Linked DNA regions of Mus musculus: region 2 is linked to region 1. Evidence: chromatin loops called from intact Hi-C (ENCODE). Cell type or tissue: heart. All regions are shown on one strand. Each heading gives the region's core, and the rest is flanking DNA. Links, peaks and the distances in the headings are about the cores only.

Evidence for each region. Peaks named below come from ENCODE experiments on the same cell type or tissue, not always from the same donor. Only the 100,000 strongest peaks of a DNase experiment are listed, where the experiment ranks them.
Region 2: it touches region 1 in a loop (2.4-fold over the local background); 1 of 42 quality-filtered maps calls a loop at or near these places.

Annotation. Positions count from the first base shown.
Region 1 is chr19:36,735,963-36,745,271 of GRCm38, reverse strand. Ppp1r3c (protein phosphatase 1, regulatory subunit 3C) reads left to right here and starts at 8,668. Exons shown (of 2, transcript NM_016854.2): 1 at 8,668-8,719. The coding sequence starts at 8,706. In heart, for the core only: a CTCF peak has its summit at 5,500 (motif pointing right); no DNase peak of the experiment used is centred there; H3K27ac peaks cover 606 bases.
Region 2 is chr19:36,921,867-36,931,175 of GRCm38, reverse strand. It overlaps Btaf1 (B-TFIID TATA-box binding protein associated factor 1), which reads right to left and starts at 5,097. Exons shown (of 38, transcript NM_001080706.1): 1 at 4,775-5,097. The coding sequence starts at 4,788. In heart, for the core only: a CTCF peak has its summit at 5,208; a DNase peak (open chromatin) is centred at 5,075; H3K4me3 peaks cover 1,791 bases; H3K27ac peaks cover 1,759 bases.

The sequences.
Region 1 (9,309 bases), core at 4,334-6,833:
GGGTGTGGTGACATGGGCCTTTAATCCCAGCACTAGGGAGGCAGAGGCACGTGGATCTCTGTGAGTTTGAGGCCAACCTGGTCTACATAGTGAGATCAGGCCAGCCAAGGCTACACAGAGAAACCTTGTTTCAGAAAAAACAAACCATCAAACAAACACCACCTCAACAAACAAACAAAACAAAACAAAAAACAAAACAAAACAAGCCAATGCTTAGCTAATGGAGTACACTTGAAGAAAGTTGGCTTTGAGGAGTTTTTAAAGTTCAGGGTGACATTCTAGAAGAGTCACTGCACTTTAAACAAATATTAAAGCCCTACTGCAAATTGTTGACTCTTTTGGGAATCTGGAAAGATGCTTGCAAGTCCCAGGCTCCTGCGCTGGAACTTTCCATCACATCCTTGGTGTGGAGTAGCCAAGTAGAAATAGTTTTCTGACATGGCTCTGGCCCAGACTAGGTCCACTTTTTCTTCCCAAGGTTTATGGAGACAATGCCCAGCTCTAGTTACAAGGGGGGTAGGACAGTGTGTTGTTTCTGAGTATGAAGGGGCAGCTGGTTAGGTGAGTTTTGTCATATTTAGAGGACCTGTGGTACCTTATGAGTGGGTGGGCTTGCGTCTGCTGAAGGTGCTTTGAAACCCTTCCTGTAAGTTCAGAGCTGAGTCCAGATGTCAGGCTAGAAAACAGAAAGCCTGTGTACTGGACAATATGGGCCTGGTAAGTAAAGTGGCCTGGTAACAAAGACAGCTGCCACATCCCATGGACCATTCATATTTAAAGCAAAGCAGCAGAATTTGATGTCCTAGGACATAAAGACTTAGTGAAACATGTGACCAAACCAGAAGTGTGACCAGCTGCCTAGACACGGTAAAGGCAGTGTAGACAGCTTTGGCCGGCTAAGCACAATCAACCCTGAAGGCCTTTGTCTGGCTCAGAGGGGAGGAAATGGAGATTCACTGAGGCTCCTACTGTACCAAACAGAGCCAGTCTTGGTTCTAATACCTTTTTTAACCTTTAAAAAATATGATTATGGGTTTCATAAATATGTTTTTATTCAAACATATCATGTACTTTGATCATATTAACTCACACACACTCTTCTTTCTACCTATCCTCAGAGAGAACTTCTTTTTAATTAAAAAATTTAATTCATTATATTTTGATCATGTTTCAACCTCTCTCAACTCTTCTCAGGCCCTCCCTGCCCAACTTTATGCTCTTTCTCTCTCTCTTCCAAAAAAACCAAAACCAAAACCAAGCAACAAAAAGAAATACCACATGAAAACAGAATAAAAATCAAAACAAATGAAAAAACCCATAAGACAAAACAAACAAACAAAAAAACCAACCAACCAAACAAAACCCTATAAAATTGATTTCCTTTTGTGTTGCCCACCTACTCCGGGGCATGATATACCTATACCCAGTGAAACTCCATTGTAGAAAACTAATTTTCCTTTTGCTGGTGGGTATTGATTGCAAATAGCTTCTTGGTTACGGTATGTGTGGTGATTTGAGTGAGAATCGGAATAGGCTCGTATGTTTGAAAGTCTGGTTCCTAGCTGGTGGACAGTTTAGGAAGCATTAGTGGGTATGGCCTTTTGGCATGGGTATGTCACTAGGAGCAGACCTGGAAGTTTTAATAGGCTGTGTCATGCACTTTCTGCCTGTGACTTGCAGGTCAGATATGAACTCTCAGTTACTGCTCCAGCACCATGCCTGCCTGCCACCATGCTTCCTGCCATGACGTTCATGGACGAATCCTCTGGAACTATAAGCAATCCTCTAGTTAAATACTTTCTTTTATAAGTTGCCTTGGTCATGATGTCTCCTCACAGCAGTAGAGCAGTAACTAGGACATTTTGTGACCCTATGTTCATTTTCCTCTCTCAATGCTGGGGCTTCATCTGGCTTGAACCTGTGCAGGCCCTGTGCATGCCACCACAGTCTCTGTGAGTTCATACCTGTGTCAGTCCTGTTACATCTGGAAGAGACTATTTCCTTGGTGCCATACAACTCCTCTGGCTCTTAAAATCTTTCTGTGTCCTCTTCCACATAGATCCCTGAGCCCTTCTAGGAGAGGTTTGATGAAGACACCCCATTTAGGACTGAGTGTTCTAAAGTCTCTCACTCTCTGTCCACTGGCTGGTTTCAGGGCTCTGTGTTAACTCTCATTTGCTGCAGGAAGAAATGTCTCTGATGAGCACTGAGTGAGGCATTCACGTAGGATTTTTTTTCCTTCTTTTCTGCTTTTTTGAGACAATGTGTCACTATGTAGCCCTGGATGTCCTGGAACTCACTCTGTAGACCAGGCTGGCCTTGAACTCACAGAGATCTGCCTGCCTCTGCCTCCTGAGTGCTGGGATTAAAGGTGTGTGCCATTACACCTGGTTGGAACTTTTTTTTTTCTTTAAAAGAAAGAAATAAAAAATTTTAATTACAGATTTAAATAAAACCTAATTAAAAACAATTAGAATCCCTAGACAGATGTGTGTGTCAAACTCATATGGAAATGTGTCAGATCCTTTAAGAGCTTAATCCTCTGAAGAGACTGATGCTAAGCTGATCTCTAGAAGCAGGGTAGATTTTTTTAAAAAGAGTGGATTAGTTCTTGGCAGAGCTGGTTATATAAGAGAGAAGCTTATCTCTCCCATTCCCCTCTGTCTCTTGTCCTCCCTTGCTGTGTGATCTGTTGCTTCTGCATGCTCCTGCTGTTTGGCCTCAACTATGCTCCTTCATGGAACACCCTCTGCTGTGTTGTAACACAGTTGGCCTTTGCCAGAGTCCTGTACCATTCTATTTGAGTTTTCTGGCTACCAGAATTAAGAGCCAAGTAAATTTCTTTATATATTACACATTTATTTATTACAAATATATTATATATCTGGCAATTTGTTATAGTAACACAGAACAGACTTAAGACATTCCTACTGACATGTCTTATTTATACATGTTTCTATGCCATCAAACCATTTTGGCTCCTCTCCACAGAGAATGAAAGCCATTTATTGTATACATCTTTCTAATATCCATTCCAAGGCTAGTCAGATGCCCATTTTTTGAACAATCCCCTCTCTCCTTATTAGAAATGTCCTCTTGAAGCATATAGGAAATTCTAATATGTAAGTATGTACATTTATGTATTCTTTTCTCTCACTGCTAATTCTGTATTTGGGTACCAATATTCATTTTGTAAAACTCTATAGTACAATTTAAGCTGATAGAGCTAAAGTACCTTCTTTTTCAGAATATTATTTTGAATATTTTAGAAAATCACTTTGATTTTTCTTCTGATATTTCCTGTGAATCCAGGTATATTTTTTCTAATTTCTGTTCTTCTTTTTTTTTTTTTAAGATTTATTTATTTATTATATGTAAGTACGCTGTAGTAGTTGTCTTCAGACACACCAGAAGAGGGCATCAGATCTCATTACAGATGGTTGTGAGCCACCCTGTGGTTGCTGGGATTTGATCTGTTCTTTTTCTTGAAGAACTCTTTCCCTCTTCATCTCCCAGGTGGTCACATTAAAATCTTTAAAGGGCAGGCAAGATGGTTCAGTGGGTAAAGCACCTGCTTCCAGGCCCGAGGCCATGAGTTTGATTCTTACAACCTAAATAGCAGAGGACCAACTCCTGCATGTATCCTCTGACCTCTACTCAGGTGTCAGGTTGTACACACACACACACACACACACACACACACACAGAGTCACAATGCAGTCATACACACAGAGTCACACAGTTACACACACTCATATACACAGAGTCATACACAGTCACACACACACAGTCACATACTAACACAGACAGTCACATACATAGTCACACACACTCATATGCACATATACACACACTCACACACCCAGAGCCACACACACACACACACACACACACACACACCACACAGAGTCACACACACATACAAAGTCACACACAGTAACACACACAGTCACACAGGCAGTCACAGGGACAGTTACACACATTCACACACATATGCACACACACACACAGAGTCACACACCCAGAGTCACACCCACACCCACATGCACATACACACAGTCATAGACACAGAGTCATACACACAGTCACACACACACAGACAGTTACACACATAGTCACACACAGTCATACATAGTCACACTCATATGCACACGTGTACATGTATACTCATGCTCACATATGTGCACTCACATATACACACATGGACTCACTCACTTGTAGTGACATTTAAATGTTGTAGTGACATTTAAACGTCCTTCAGCATGATTCAGCTGTTACTTTTCAGGCCCCCTGTAACTCAACACTTTTATCCACCTTCAGCCTTCCGTGACTACAGAGACACCATCAAGAAGAGTAAATGACCCCTTTTGTAATGGTCATTCCTGGTTGTCAACTTGATTATATCTGGAATGAACTACAGTCCAGAATCGGAGGGCTCACCTGCGAGATCTCTGAGTCAACCTGGGACAAAGCAAGTCCCAGGTCAAGATGTGGTGGTACACGTCTGGGCCACATCTTCTGCTGGAGGCCTACATAAGGACATTGGAAGAAGGAAGACTCACTCTTATTCACCTGCTTGCTCTTACTTGCCAGGACATCTGTTGGAACCTACTTACTCAGGATTCCAGCCTCTACAGAAGACCAGCTGAAACAACTAGCCTCGTGGGACTGAGCAACTACTAGATTCTTGGACTTCCCGTCCACAGCTGCCCATTGTTGGGGAGTTGTCCTGCAGCACATCTGTTGGAACATCTGTGGGAAATGTTCGTGGGACATTTACATCTACATGTATACTCTTACACACGTGCACAAACGTGAACATGTACACACACATACATATCACACACATGTGTGAAAATGCTTATGTACACAGGAAGAAAGAAAGTAACAAAGAAAGAAAGAAAAAGAAAATGAGTTGGTAACTGGGGGACCCCAGGGTGAATTTCCCACAAAAGGAGTCCAGCCTCCAGGTGAGATACTGAGCAAATGCTTGGACAACCCCACTGTGTAAACCACACAGCCAGCAGCCCCTCATCTGTGGGGTACTTTTTGAGCCTAAAATAAAAGAAATATCTAGAATAGTCTCAAGGGTAAAGGGCTATGGCTTATGACTCCAGGTAACCTCAAGCATGATGCTGGACACCATGCACCAATTAACGAGCCCTGGTTGATAGATTTATTATGGGAAGACGAGTAAGACAAAGCAACGTTTGAGTGCTGCCAAGCCACACTTGGATAGAGCCCACAAACAATAAAATTCTTCATAACTTCTGGTTTAGTCCATCTTCATTGACGCAACACCCAAGGAAAAAACACTGATTCCTTTCCAGTACCTTCAATCCTGTAATGAAAGGCAGTAAAAACCAGCTAGGAGCCTGAAGGAGAGGCTTGGACTATTAAGCTTACAGGTTACCTTGACTTCTTGTAGGAAAGAATACTGTTTTCTGTTTAAAAAGTCCTCTTGAAGTTGAAATAGAAATCTGTTTTGGCAGCATTAATCAACACCAGGGGGCAGGAGCGTAAGCAGAGTCAATACAGCTTTTCTAGGACGGTGGTGGGGCTGGGATGGGGAGGGGTGGGGGCAGCCTGAGAACATTTAAAAAGCTTCCAACGTGGTTCTTGGCACCCAGCTAAGAGTCTCTCTGAATTACTTGAATCTGAAAGCTTGAAAACCTTTTCAAATTTATTTGTTAATTACAGAAGCCTTCTGTGTTCATTGTGTGTGTGTGTGTGTGTGTGGAACCCAAAAAACCAAACCAAAACGAACCAAAACAACAACAACAACAATCTCCAAAAACCACGAAGAAGCAAAACAAAAACATTTTACCACGAGTACTGTCACCATCCCCTAGTAAGCACTAACATTTTGGTGAAGAATATTCTAGAGCCTGTCCCTGCATATCTTTCCCTCCTAAGTAGAATCAAACTGCATTGTTCTTACAGTGTGCTGTTTCATAGCTTTAGCTGGTAATAGTCACCCTTTATCTCAGCATATACGGTTTGCGTAGAGAAAAGGCCTATCCAAGATTCTAGTTTTGGCTCTGACCTAACCAGCCCTTGGCTACCAGCTCTGCTTCCTCCTCGGGGTTTAGATTTATCAACTGTGAAACACAAAGTGTTTGAAGCCAACAATACACAAGGCGCCTCCTGTCTTTATCCTTGTAACTGACCATTAATGAAAGGAAGCCAGAATGGGGCAGACGGCAGTTATCCTGCATGCAGGTTCTGATCCCAGAGAGCCACAACTCTACTTGGAAGGTCCCGGCCAGGTTTCTTGATCTCCTAATGGTTTTCCTTTATCTAAGATGGTATTTATGACAGGCAGTTCCATGTAGGATGCTGTAAGTATTTAACAGATGACATGGTGCGCATGCTTGGCCCATGATAAGACTCAATGAGCCATGCATGGTGGTGACTGCTGCTTCTCTCAGGTACTAACTTTGCTGAGGTGAGAGTAGAAATGAGCACAGGAGGATCGAGTATTGAACTGAGCTCTAACGTGGGATGTTGCTGATACACACAAGTTTATTCCTCAAAGCAAATTTACCATCTCCATATTGCACAACAGGAATCTGAGGCTAGAACTTGCCTGGGTTCAGGTGAGGATTAAAACCCTAAACATTGGCCTTTCACGTGGTCTTGGCCATCTTGAGAGGGGCGTTAGTTCTGCTGTTGGTCAGGTGCTTTATTCAGAAGTAAAGCCCAAGAGAGAGAGAGGGAGAGAGAGGGATGGTCCAGCGGCTAAGAGCACTTGTTACCCTTGGTAGAGGACCAGGGTTTGGTTCCCAGCACCCACGTGGTGGCTTACAACCAATGACAGGGTATCCAGTGCCCACCTCTGACCTCTGAGGGCACTACATGTATGTGGTATGCATACATACAGAGGGGTAAAAAACACTCATATGTCTAATATAAAAATAAATCTTTAAAAAGTCCAATTATCAAGTTTCTTCCTCTGTGATGTTCAGTAGACGTTTCTTTAAAAAAATATTTATTTTAGTTTTACTTTGTGTTGGTTATGTGCACATGTGTGCAGGTCCTGCAAAAGCCAGAGGAGGGCGGTAGAGCCCCTGAAGCTGGAGTTCCAGGCTGTGTATGAGCGCCTGAGCTGGGTGGTACGACCTGCTCTCTGGTCTGTGGAAAGAAGAGCAAGGGACTCCTACCCTCTGAGCCGTTCTCCAGCCCCATAGCATGGTTCTTATTCTTTACTCCATTGTAACAATTCTTGAGTCTGACAGTTACATGACAGAGGAATTTTTTGCACATTCTAATTGGCTTCTAGATAGCCAAGCAGAGCTAGGTCATGGACTTTGTAAAAATAATCAGTATTCATACGCATAGAACAACAAGTAGGGGGAAAAAGGGCCATGAATTTGAAAGAGACCAAGGAACGTAGGAATGTTCGGAGGGAGGAAAGGAAAGGGGGAAGAACAAAAAACAAAAGAAGAAAACAATTTTATATTTGATTAACAGATATGCCTCCCCCCGCCCCTGCGCGTGCGCGCGCCTTGCTCTCTCTCCCCCCAACAGGGTTTCTCTGTGTAACTACTGAAACTCATCCTGTAGATCAGGCTGGCTTCGAACTCACAGAGATCCTCCAGACTCTTGCCTTCAGAGTGCTGGGATTAAAGGCATGCACCACCACACCCGGTCGAACTTTTTAGTTTTTAAAAGTCCAATTATCAAGTTTTTTCCTCTGTGATGTTCAGTAGACGTTTCTTTAAAAAATATTTATTTTAGTTTTGCTTTGTGTTGGTTATGTGCACAGAAGAAAAGAAAGAAATCTCAGCGAAAGCCGCTGGGTGGGTAGGGCATGAAATCAACTGTGATTTTGACCTCTGCCTAAGGATGTCATAACTCAGTCTAGGGATTTGGGCTGTCTGCTGCAATTGGTGACAATGAGCAAGGACAGTAACTTCATGTTGGCCTATAGTTCTCTCTCCCAAGCAGAGAACTGAATAGGTCAGCACATAGTCTCCATTTGCTTATTCAGAGGCAGAGTCTCGCTAGGCTGTACAGACTGGCCCTCTCTGCCTCTGTCTTCAGAGGGAAACACACACACACACACACACACACACACACACACACACGGCCACTTCGTTTCATGGGCTCACGTGTTTTCTTAACATTTGAGTGGCTGTGTGACTTTATTTGTGGAGGAAGAAGAGCCAGCCAACTTCTCTTTGCTTGGGCCAAGGTGCTTGGACACAAAGCAAGGAGCATCACAAGCATTTCAAATAACACAGACACCGGGCGGAGCCACAACTTTCTGAGCTCAGATTCAACTCTGCACAGACCTACGCGTTTCCATAGAAGACCCCGCCAGGCTCGCACAAGCTGCAGAAGGCCAGCTGCGAGCCGTGAGCTACGTGCTGCACGCCAGGCTCCGGGAACACGGCTGGATCCCGCTGGCCCAGGGCTCAGGGACTCTACGGCCGCCTTCCAGCACGCTCTGGTCACATCCAGCCCCGCGGTGATCACGTTCCAGGGGCAGGGGCTCGTGCCCCAGCTGCACAGTGGTTGGTCAGGGCGCACGGCCTTTGATTGGTCGGAGGGACCGGTTCACGTGATCTGGCTTTGATAAGCTGCCTCCCGGTTGCCTGCGGTCAGTCGGCCGGCTGGACCGCGGCGCTGCATCCTCTTAAGTACTGAGTGCGAAGTTGCTCAGGGTGCGGTTGTCGCGGTCGCCGCTGCCTCTCGGTCCAATGAGCTGCACCAGGTAGGTTCAGTGCAACTCTGCGCCCGAATGGAGGGGAGCCTGCAGCTGCGGGGACTTTGGGGGCTTTTGTGGTTTTGTCTTCTCTGCAGATGGGAGACTCCCAGGTTGATGGCTGAGTTGAATCGTCCCGGAGGCTTTGAAGGGATGGAATTTGAGTTGTATTTCTTAGCGCCTGTTTTGGGAATCTACATCTCACAGTAGAAACTGCCTTAGTGAGTCAGTTTTAGCTGGGATTCCTTTGCTGAAGTGACTCTGTTGCCTTTGAGCTCAAAGACCCAAACACTTGGGTGCAGCTTAGTTTTATTGATGAGGTAGTTTAGCCTGTGGCAAAAGGTAGAGGATTTTGCATTTCTTCTTTCCCCACTTCCCCTCTCCTGGTTTGTCATAGAAAATGCAGTCTTAGAGTTTGAGCAAGCTATTATTTTTAACTCTTGGCCAGGACTTAGAATTCCAGGGAAATAGCCCACTACTAAAACTTTCTATAAATGCAGGAGTAAAAAAGGAAAAAAACCAAAAAAACTAAAACAAAAAGAAAAACAAGAACAGCTCAACCAATAAAAAACGAACAACAGCTCCATCAACCAGGCAAC
Region 2 (9,309 bases), core at 4,268-6,767, 190 kb before region 1:
CCTCTTCTGGTGTGTCACCATCAGCATACTCATTCATTCACACACACATATACATACATACATACATGCACGCTCTCGAGCACAGCACACCACACACACACACACACACACACACAGACACACACACGATCCTGAGCTGGAGTGCAGTTTAGAACTCTTTCCTTTTCTTCCAGAGGACTTGAGTTCGATTCCCAGAACCCATGTTAGGCCACTCACAATAAACTGTAAACCCAGCTCCAGGGAATTTGATGTCTTTGGCCTCCAAGGTAACCTGCACTCACATGCATACCTCACATAGAGGCATTCACATATACATAATTAAAACTATAAAAATAAATATTTTAAAAGAATAATCATTAGACTGTTTATAAGCACACATAAATATGAACTTATATATACCTATATATATATTCATAAATACAGAATATACTTAGAAATATGCAAAGCTAAAGTAAATGTCCTTCCCAACAACAACAAAAGCATAGTTAGGTGTCAGTTCTTTTTTTTTTTCTTTTTTTCTTTTTTGTTTTGTTTTTCGAGACAGGGTTTCTCTGTGTAGTCCTGGCTGTCCTGGAACTCACTTTGTAGACCAGGCTGGCCTCGAACTCAGAAATCCACCTGCCTCTGCCTCCCCAGTGCTGGGATTAAAGGCGTGCCCACCACACCCGGCAGGTGTCAGTTCTTTAGTGTACCTATAAACCTAGCAGAGGCAGGACAGGCTGATAATATAGTTGCGGGCCAGCCTGGAATGCATATCCAGAGTCTACCTCACAACACCAAAACTAGAATTATAGTTCAGTGGTAAAATATTTGGCTGGCATTTGTAAGTTCCTGAGTTCAATCCCCAGTATGACCAAGCAAAAACCTACAGCTGAACTAGGAAACACTCACTGAGAAAGTGACAAATTCCTGTGGTCTCAGCTATGGGAAAATGAAAAAAAGAATAGCTTAGGCACTACATTGAGACTCCTGTCTCCAATAAGAAAAAGACAATAAAAAATAAATTGCACTGAATGGCTCCTAAAAACCAGACACACTGCTCAAGATGGAAAGACAAGACACATTTCTGTCCCAAACAGAATTTATTAATTCAGCAAAAGAGGGAACAATTAAGCAGCCAGCTACTAAGTGTGATACTTTGTGAGACAAAAAAAAAAAAAAAAAAAAAAACACACCACTGCAAATAGCACAGGTGTTGGAAGAAGACTTCCAACAAAGTGTGATGTGTAGGCATTTAGGCACAACTCAAACTGTAACAAGAAAGACAGACAAGATGAGAAGATTAATTGTGCTAGATACAAAAAAATGGGAAGTAAAAATATTCTGGGAAAGGAGGACAGAAGGGAGGGAGGACAGTAAGTGCAGAGAACTTGATGCAAGATGCAAGAACCAAAAGATCTACAAGAAGCTTGGGAATTTGGACCTCATCTTAAGGCAACAGAAAGCTAGCCAGATATAGGCAGAAAAATAATCTAATTAAAATTTGTGCCGGGTGTGGTGGCTCATCCCTTTAATCCCAGCACTCTGGAGGTAGAGGCAGGTGGCTTTCTGAGTTCCGAGGCCAACCTGGTCTACAAAGTGAGTTCCAGGACAGCCAGGGCTATACAGAGAAACCCTGTCTCAAAAAAAAAAAAAAAAAAATTGCATATTAGCAAATAACATGACTGAAGTGATAAATAATTTGGAGATGCCAACAAGAACAAGTACAAAGAAAAAAGCTGCTGTGAGCTGGTCAGATCCTCCTCCTGCTGCTGCTGCTGCTGCAGGTGAAGGCGGTTATACTTATTTATTTATGTATTTATTTTTTGTATATGAGTACACTGTAGCTGTCTTCAAACACACCAGAAGAGGGCATCAGATCCCATTACAGATGGTTGTGAGCCACCATGTGGTTGCTGGGAATTGAATTCAGGACCTCTGGAAGGGCAGTCAGCACTCTTAATCACTGAGCCATCTCAACAGCCCCTCACACAAAACTTTGTTGGGGGGGGTTGGGGGGGTTGAGTCAGGGTTTCTCTGTATAGCCCTGGCTGTCCTGGAACTCACTTTGTAGACCAGGCTGGCCTCGAACTCAGAAATCCACCTGCCTCTGCCTCCCGAGTGCTAGGATTAAAGGCGTTGTGCCACCATGCCTGGCCACACAAAACTTTTTAAAGAGAGCATTTCTTTCTGCTTCCTAACTGTGGATGCAGTGTGTCCAACTGTCTCATGTTCCCACACGCCTTCCTAACCATGACCAACTTTACTCTCAAACTGAGCCAAAATAAAACCCCTTTCCTTTAAAAAAAAAAAAAAAGAAAGAAAGAAAGAAAGAAAGAAAGAAAGAAAAAAAATGAAAGAAAAAGAGGGAAGAAAGGAAGAAAAAAGTTTGTGTTGTTGAGTGTGTGTGTAAGAGTGCGTGTACGCCCCCTCACCTATTGCAGATGTCTTGGACTAGACGTTTGGAGTTTGGATAACGCGTCAATTATAGAAAGTCAGAAAGAGGGGCTGCAGGAAGCTTAGAAAGGTGGGGCAGGATTGGACCTAGTGACTGGCTAGATAAGAGGAAATGAAAAAGACAGGAAGACTACTCCAGATTTCCGGACAGAAGAAGGAGCAACAGTACCAATGTTTATAAAATCTTAAAATGCTGGGCAGTGGTGGCACATACCTTTAATCCCATCATTCAGGAGGCAGAGGCAGGTGGATCTCTAAATTCAAAGCCAGTGTACTCTACAGAACCAGAACAAGTTCCAGGACAGCCAAGGTTACACAGAGTAACCCTTGTGGGGTGAGGTTAAGGGGTCTTAAAAATATAAGGTTTCTCTACAGTTATGGGCATTGACATAAACAGAGCAAAAGTATTTATTTGATTCTGGCACACGATCTCCATTTCTCAAACTACATTCTGCCTATTTTACATAAAAGTACTTAAAGGAATCCCCACTTCCACAATAGCAACGAGAGAAAAATGGAGCTTACTCAGCACAGACTTATGCTTAGTGCATGACATCAGACCTGAAACTACAAAGTTTGTTTTTCAAACTGAATCCACAAATATTTTTAAAAGTCCAATACCTCCTCCCAAGCAAGGCATCCAAAGCCTTCGCTTACATTTAGATTACTAAACTAAGCATGGAAGAAGCTTCTATAAAATGTGGCTGGCTTTAATTATGGCAGTGAGTTTTAAAAAAAAAAAAAAAAAAACAGGAACAACAAACAGCAGTTCTCTTTGAAAGCAGATCATGAGGACCAAAAGCCTTTAAAGCCCACTCTTTCTTTCAAAAGTTGGATCTATAGATTAGTGCTAAGCGAAAAAGATCAATTTTTTTAAAGCACTATCATTTTGCCTCTATAACGCTTTCCAACATTGTACAAATATAAACCTACTTCACGAAAGGAAGTACTAATTCCCTTAAATTAAAAAACCCTGAGAAGGCCAGGTAACACCACATCTCTAATCCCAGAACCAAAGCTCCTTCTGAGTTCGAGGCTAGCCTGGGCTACATGAGCCCCTTGTCTCAAAGAAGAAAGAGAAGACAGAAAAGAGACTTTAAATCTCATGCTCATGTACCAACATATTTCTGGTGTATATATTTATGCATTTACATGGAAGATAAATTATAAGATAAATCTATCTGTACTTGCAGAAATAAATGCCACTTGTATTCTCTTAAAGCAGTTTCATAGGTGCTGAAATAAGAGTCTTTCTCCCACTAAGTCTGCTTATGAAATAAAAATTAGCTGTCCCTACTACCAGTACCTAGCAACTCCCTTCACTCAGCTCCCATGGGATTCTCCCACACACTATTTCATCAGTTACCTAGGGAGTGTGTGACTTGGGTTACTCCTTCCTTATAAGAGTGTGCATAAAGGAATGTGTTCAACTAATTTCGAAAAATTAGTGAAAGCTGTTTATTTTCGTCATTTATCTCCCTCAGTCCATTTGGTGAAAGGACTCAATTCTCATTATCTCATCATCCCTAAAGGACTTTGGTAACTCTTAATGACTAAACACGGAGAGACCATCCCGACGACTTAAACGTCAGCGGGACACCAAAATCATTTCCAAGTTTTCAACTCATTCTATCATCAGAAGCTACACAAGTTAAATGTTTATACGTCTTTCCATAATTTTCCCAGACTCTTCCACGTGGGCAAAATTTTACAATAATTTAAGATCTGTGATAACGCTTGGGGAAAGATGCTAAAATAGTCATCTGCTTAAGACCACACGCTGATTGACAGAATACTTACTGCTTAACAAAAAGGAGGAATTAGACCTCAAGAAAAAAGTGAGCAAGACTATACCCGTTACGCTGTAAATTTTTTTTAAAATTTAGCATAACCAGATGGTCTCTTAGATAACAGTGTTTCAACCCCCGCCTCCATCGACAGTTACTACCAAGTTTTGCCGTGAAATGGTGGTTTGGGAACAGACTTTGATACTACGAAAGAAAAAGAAAAGAAACTCGCCTAGAAATTCAAAGAGGGAAGAGAAACCAAAGAGGAGCAACGTGGTGAAGAAAAAAGAAAAAAGGAAAAAAGAAAAAAAAAAAAAAGCCAGATCGAACGCGCCGAGTCACATTTAACCAGGAGAAAAAGCGCTTCGTGAGCCGACTTCTCCGGGTAACCCGAGCCCAAAGCGCCTGCCAGCCGAGGGAAGCCTCGGAAGTCTGGGCGAGCGAACGAGAAGCAGCGCTCACGCCCCGCACCGTCGCGCCGGGAGCCGACCGACAGCCTCGCCCGCCCGCCCGCGCGCGCTCCCCGTTAGCTGACGGGCGGCGACACCCACCTGGAGACCGCCATGGCCGGCGCCGGCGGTTCGGAACTCTCAGGGAGCTACACGCCGCGCCGCTCCGGCGTTCGTTTCCCGAGCAGAGCGGCGCAGGCCCAGGCCGCCGGGCGCAGGGCGGCAGGCGGCGCGGCGTGGAGCGGCCCGCACGGGCCTTCCGGCATGTGCCGGCCACCGGAGCTCGTCTCCGCAGCGACCAGGGTCCCACACACGGGCGGAGGCGGCGCCGCTCTGACCCGCACCACTTCAAACCGGGTGCCCCCAGCCCCGCTCTCTGCTGACGCAGACGCCGGCACGCCGGACTTAGCGTCTGCACGCCGGAAGTGACGTCACCGGCACGTTTTCCCCCCCCCCCCATCCCCACTCCCTGCCGGCGAGCGGAATGTAGCAGCGCCCCGCGGCAGTGGGAGCGGGTTGGCAGCGTGGATCGGGAGCCCGGCTCCCAGTCTTTAAGATTAATGGGAGAAACGGAAAGAGGTCTTGATCTTCCAGAGAGCGATAAAGATCACCTAGCTAAAGTTCCGAAAGTTCCAAACCTCGGTCTCTAAGTGCTCTCTCCATCCTGACCCTACTACCCAGCTAGGCGGCTTCCAAACAGGAACAAACTGGAGAAAGGAGACTCCGGCCCAGGTCGCGATGCTGTGGGCGGGATGAAGTCAAGAAGGAAACACTGCCGAGGGCTGGCTAGGGTGGTGCAGGCCTATAATCCTAGCACCTGGGAGGCTGAGGCAGCAGATTGTGAAATTGGGGGTCAGTCTGGGCTACAAAGCAATCTCCGGGCCAAGAATTTGCAGTGTGGTTCCGCGAGGAAGAGGGTGGGAGGAGGCTCAAGTGTGTGTTTACTATTATTTACCATTAAGTTCTGCATAAATGGTGAAGGGACTGCTAATGATTTTGCCTAGGCCTATCACCCTTCTTCCCGTCTTTTCCTCCTTCCGTCCCTCCACTGCCAAACACTCCTCTGTAAACTACCATAGCCTTAGAATTTGTTTTTAATGCCAGTAGTCAAACTAGTATTTCTCTAGTTTCGGCAAGCCCAGTTTATAGGCCACTGACAGATTAATCATCAAAAGCACCTGTCCTGTCGCCCTTCCTTATAAAACATGCCCACTAGCTTCTTGTTACCTATTTAGAAGTTATGTCTCAGGCTTTGAGTCTGCTTGTCATCTGTATGATGAGAAGCACTGTAAAAGGTTGTGGAAGGTGGGGAGGGATGTCATGAACCCAGGAAAGTTCACAAGAACTTGGTGAACTGTAAAATAGATCTGTATAGGAAAAGATGAACTAAGTACTTGCTAAAGTATTGCACAGGTGACTAACATTACCCCTTACATTACAAGGCAAAGCTATAAAGTAGTGTGATGTTTTTCCACGGTGGGGCTAGAAGCCCAGGATTTGGGTTCTATACGAAGTATAGAAGAGTGTTTTGAGCAAGAGAAATGATCTAGTTTACATTTTCTATATGTTTTCCCTAGTATCAAAAAATATAGGTCCAGGGCTGGAGAGATGGCTCAACAGTTAAGAATGCTGGCTGTTCTTCCAGAGGTCCTGAGTTCAATTCCCAGCAACTACATGGTGGCTCACAACCATTTGTAATGGGATCTGATGCTCTCTTCTGGTGTGTCTGAGGAGAGGGACAGTGTACTCATATAAATAAAACTATATATATGTATATATATATATATATATATACACATATATACACACACACATATATATGTATGTATACACACACACACACACATATATATATATATACATATATATATAGTCTAAAGCTTTGAAGAGAGGAAAGGCCTATTGTTATCAACTTGGTTTTTTTCCCCAAAGGCAATAGATTTTTAAAAAATGTGTATGTGTGTAGCTTCTGCCTACAGAGGCCAGGGGGCCAGAGACTATCTAAAATTCCTGGAGCTGAAGTTACAGGTGGTTGGAGCTTCCTGAGAGAATTGAACTCAGGCACTCTGGACCAGTCATGTGCTCTTAACTACTGACTTTGATTTCATTTTGTGTTGGTTTGGTTTTTGTTTTTTAAAGACAGAATTACTCTGTGTAGCCCTGCCTGTCCTGGCACTCCCTCTGTAGACCAACCTGGCCCTGACCTCCTGCCTCTGCCTCGTGTGTGCTGGATTTAAAAGTGTGGTGTGCCACCACCACCACCACCACCCTGGCTGAACTGGCTCATTTTTAAGTCCTTTCTCATAACACATAACAACTATGTGTCCAAAGAACTTTTATAATATCACTAAGTTTCATTTCTACATCTGGGAAGTGAAGAAAATAATGGTGCTGATGGAGTTGGTAGGGACTAGATGGGAACACACAGCACTGAACCAAATGACTGCCGAATAAGCACTCAACCCTACTCATTAAGCCGATGAGTCCAGGGACTGGCTCATGCTAGGCACAGTGCGACTCTGAGCTAAACCTCCATTTCTGATGACTCCTTTTGTTAACAGCATAGCCTTGAACGAGTTACTTAATTTCTGTATCTTAATTCCTCAACTGTGGAGTGGGGAAAATAACACTAGTTCACAATTTTTGACAGTATGGTTGTCTGAAGTTACACATAATGGAATTGAAAAGAAATCTAGTGCATTATAGCACTTATGATACCAGATCCCACCAGCTTCTAGGTCAGTGTTCTATAATGAAATACATTTATAATTCTATGGCATGCTGACTTTGAGAAGCATGGCACTGACTACTAGACCTATACATTTCTTGAGGATCCATGTATATCCCCAGTTTATAGTGGCTGTAGAAACACACTCTGCCTTACTCCCCTGATTTGATACCAGCTCCACTCAGTCCCTGAGCCAGAGCCACCTCTTGAAGTTCTTGGAACCAATGGTCCCTGCCTATAAGACCTCTCAATGCGAGGGAGCTGCCCCCTTACAAAGCCAGGACCTTGGCCAGGCTCAAGTGCTTGACAGATTACCAGAGATTGTGCTTTGGGATCTGTGATGGTGGTTGGAGGGGTTAAGACTAAGGTGCTTGTGCTTAGTAAGGGGTGTGAACGCCCCTCTATTTGGCTACCCAGAGCTAAGGAACATGGGCCTGGCCAGACCCAGTACCTGCAGCCTTGCCATCAGATATTAGAAGGGACAGCAGTGAGTTAGAGGGAACCGCTGGACTGGAGACAGTTCTCCAGGTGGACTCAAAGGCTCTGCCCCACCTTCTCCAAGCCTACAACCTCTTTCTTCCTAAGAGGCAGCTAGAATGCACTTGGGAGAAGAGAGAAGAAGGTCAGTCAGGGCCAGGAAGGAAACTGAAAGGGTAGGAGGACATTAATGGAGGAGAGTAATAAAGCCACTGTATTCACACGTGAAACTCAAACACTCAAGAGCATAGTCTGGGAGAGCTACAGAATAAAAAGGAATGTCGAGAGAAAATTCCACAAACCACCCCCCCCCCCCAGCAGCAGGCTCAGACAAGTGGAACCCAGAACACTTGAAATGTACTCTCAGAGGAGGGAAGAGTTGTTATTCACAGCCCAGGGCTGATGGGGTTGGACCTCCCTTGGAAAGATTTTATTTCTAGTCCTGTGTATGTGTGGCAGTATGTACATGTGAGTACAGGTTCCACCAAGGAGAGAAGAGGGTGACAGTGATGGGCCCCTAGAACTGGAGTTCAGGTGGCTTTGCTGCTAGGAACCCAGTTCTGCTTCTCTGCTAGAGCAGTACAGTAAGCACTCTTCACTCCAGCTATAAAAGGTTACCTTATGCTATTTTGTGGTTTACTTCTTTACTAGTTTTTAATACAGTCTTGCTGTTTCTCAGGCTGACCTGAACCTCACTATGCTGCCCAGTCTAGCCTTGAGTGTGTGCTTCTCCTGCCTCAGCCTTTAGTGTTGGAATTACAGGCATGAGCCACCAGGCTACTCCAGCTCTGCTTCGTTTACCATGCTTTTGAACTTATCTTTTTTATTTATTTGGTTTTTTGAGACAGGGTTTCTCTGTGTAGCCCTGGCTGTCCTGGAACTCACTCTGTAAACCAGGCTGGCCTTGAACTCAGAAATCCGCCTTCCTCTTCCTCCCAAGTGCTGGAATTAAAGTCATGCACTACCACTGCCCGGCTCTTTTGAAGTTATCCTGATTTTTCTGTGTGCCCTTCCCTTTTCTTCTTGATGTTTGTGACATCTGTGGATCTAGCTCATAATTTTAATGTAATTGAGAATAAGGCCACAAGATGTCAGACTTTAGCTGAAAAATCTATCAAGAGCCTTCCAGCCCTTGATAATATCAGAGCATTTGGTGGGCAAGGAGGTGTATCTGTAACTACTTTTGGTACTTTACATGAGAGAATGTTTTTCTGAAATATTTATTTATTTATTTATTTATTTATTTATTTATTTATTTATTTATTTATTTGGTTTTTGAGACAGGGTTTCTCTGTGTAGCCTTGGCTGTCCTGGAACTCACTTTGTAGACCAGGCTGGCCTCGAACTCAGAAATCCACCTGCCTCTGCCTCCTAAGTACTGAGATTAAAGGCGTGCACCACCACCGCCTGGCTTTCTGAGAAATTTAAATAC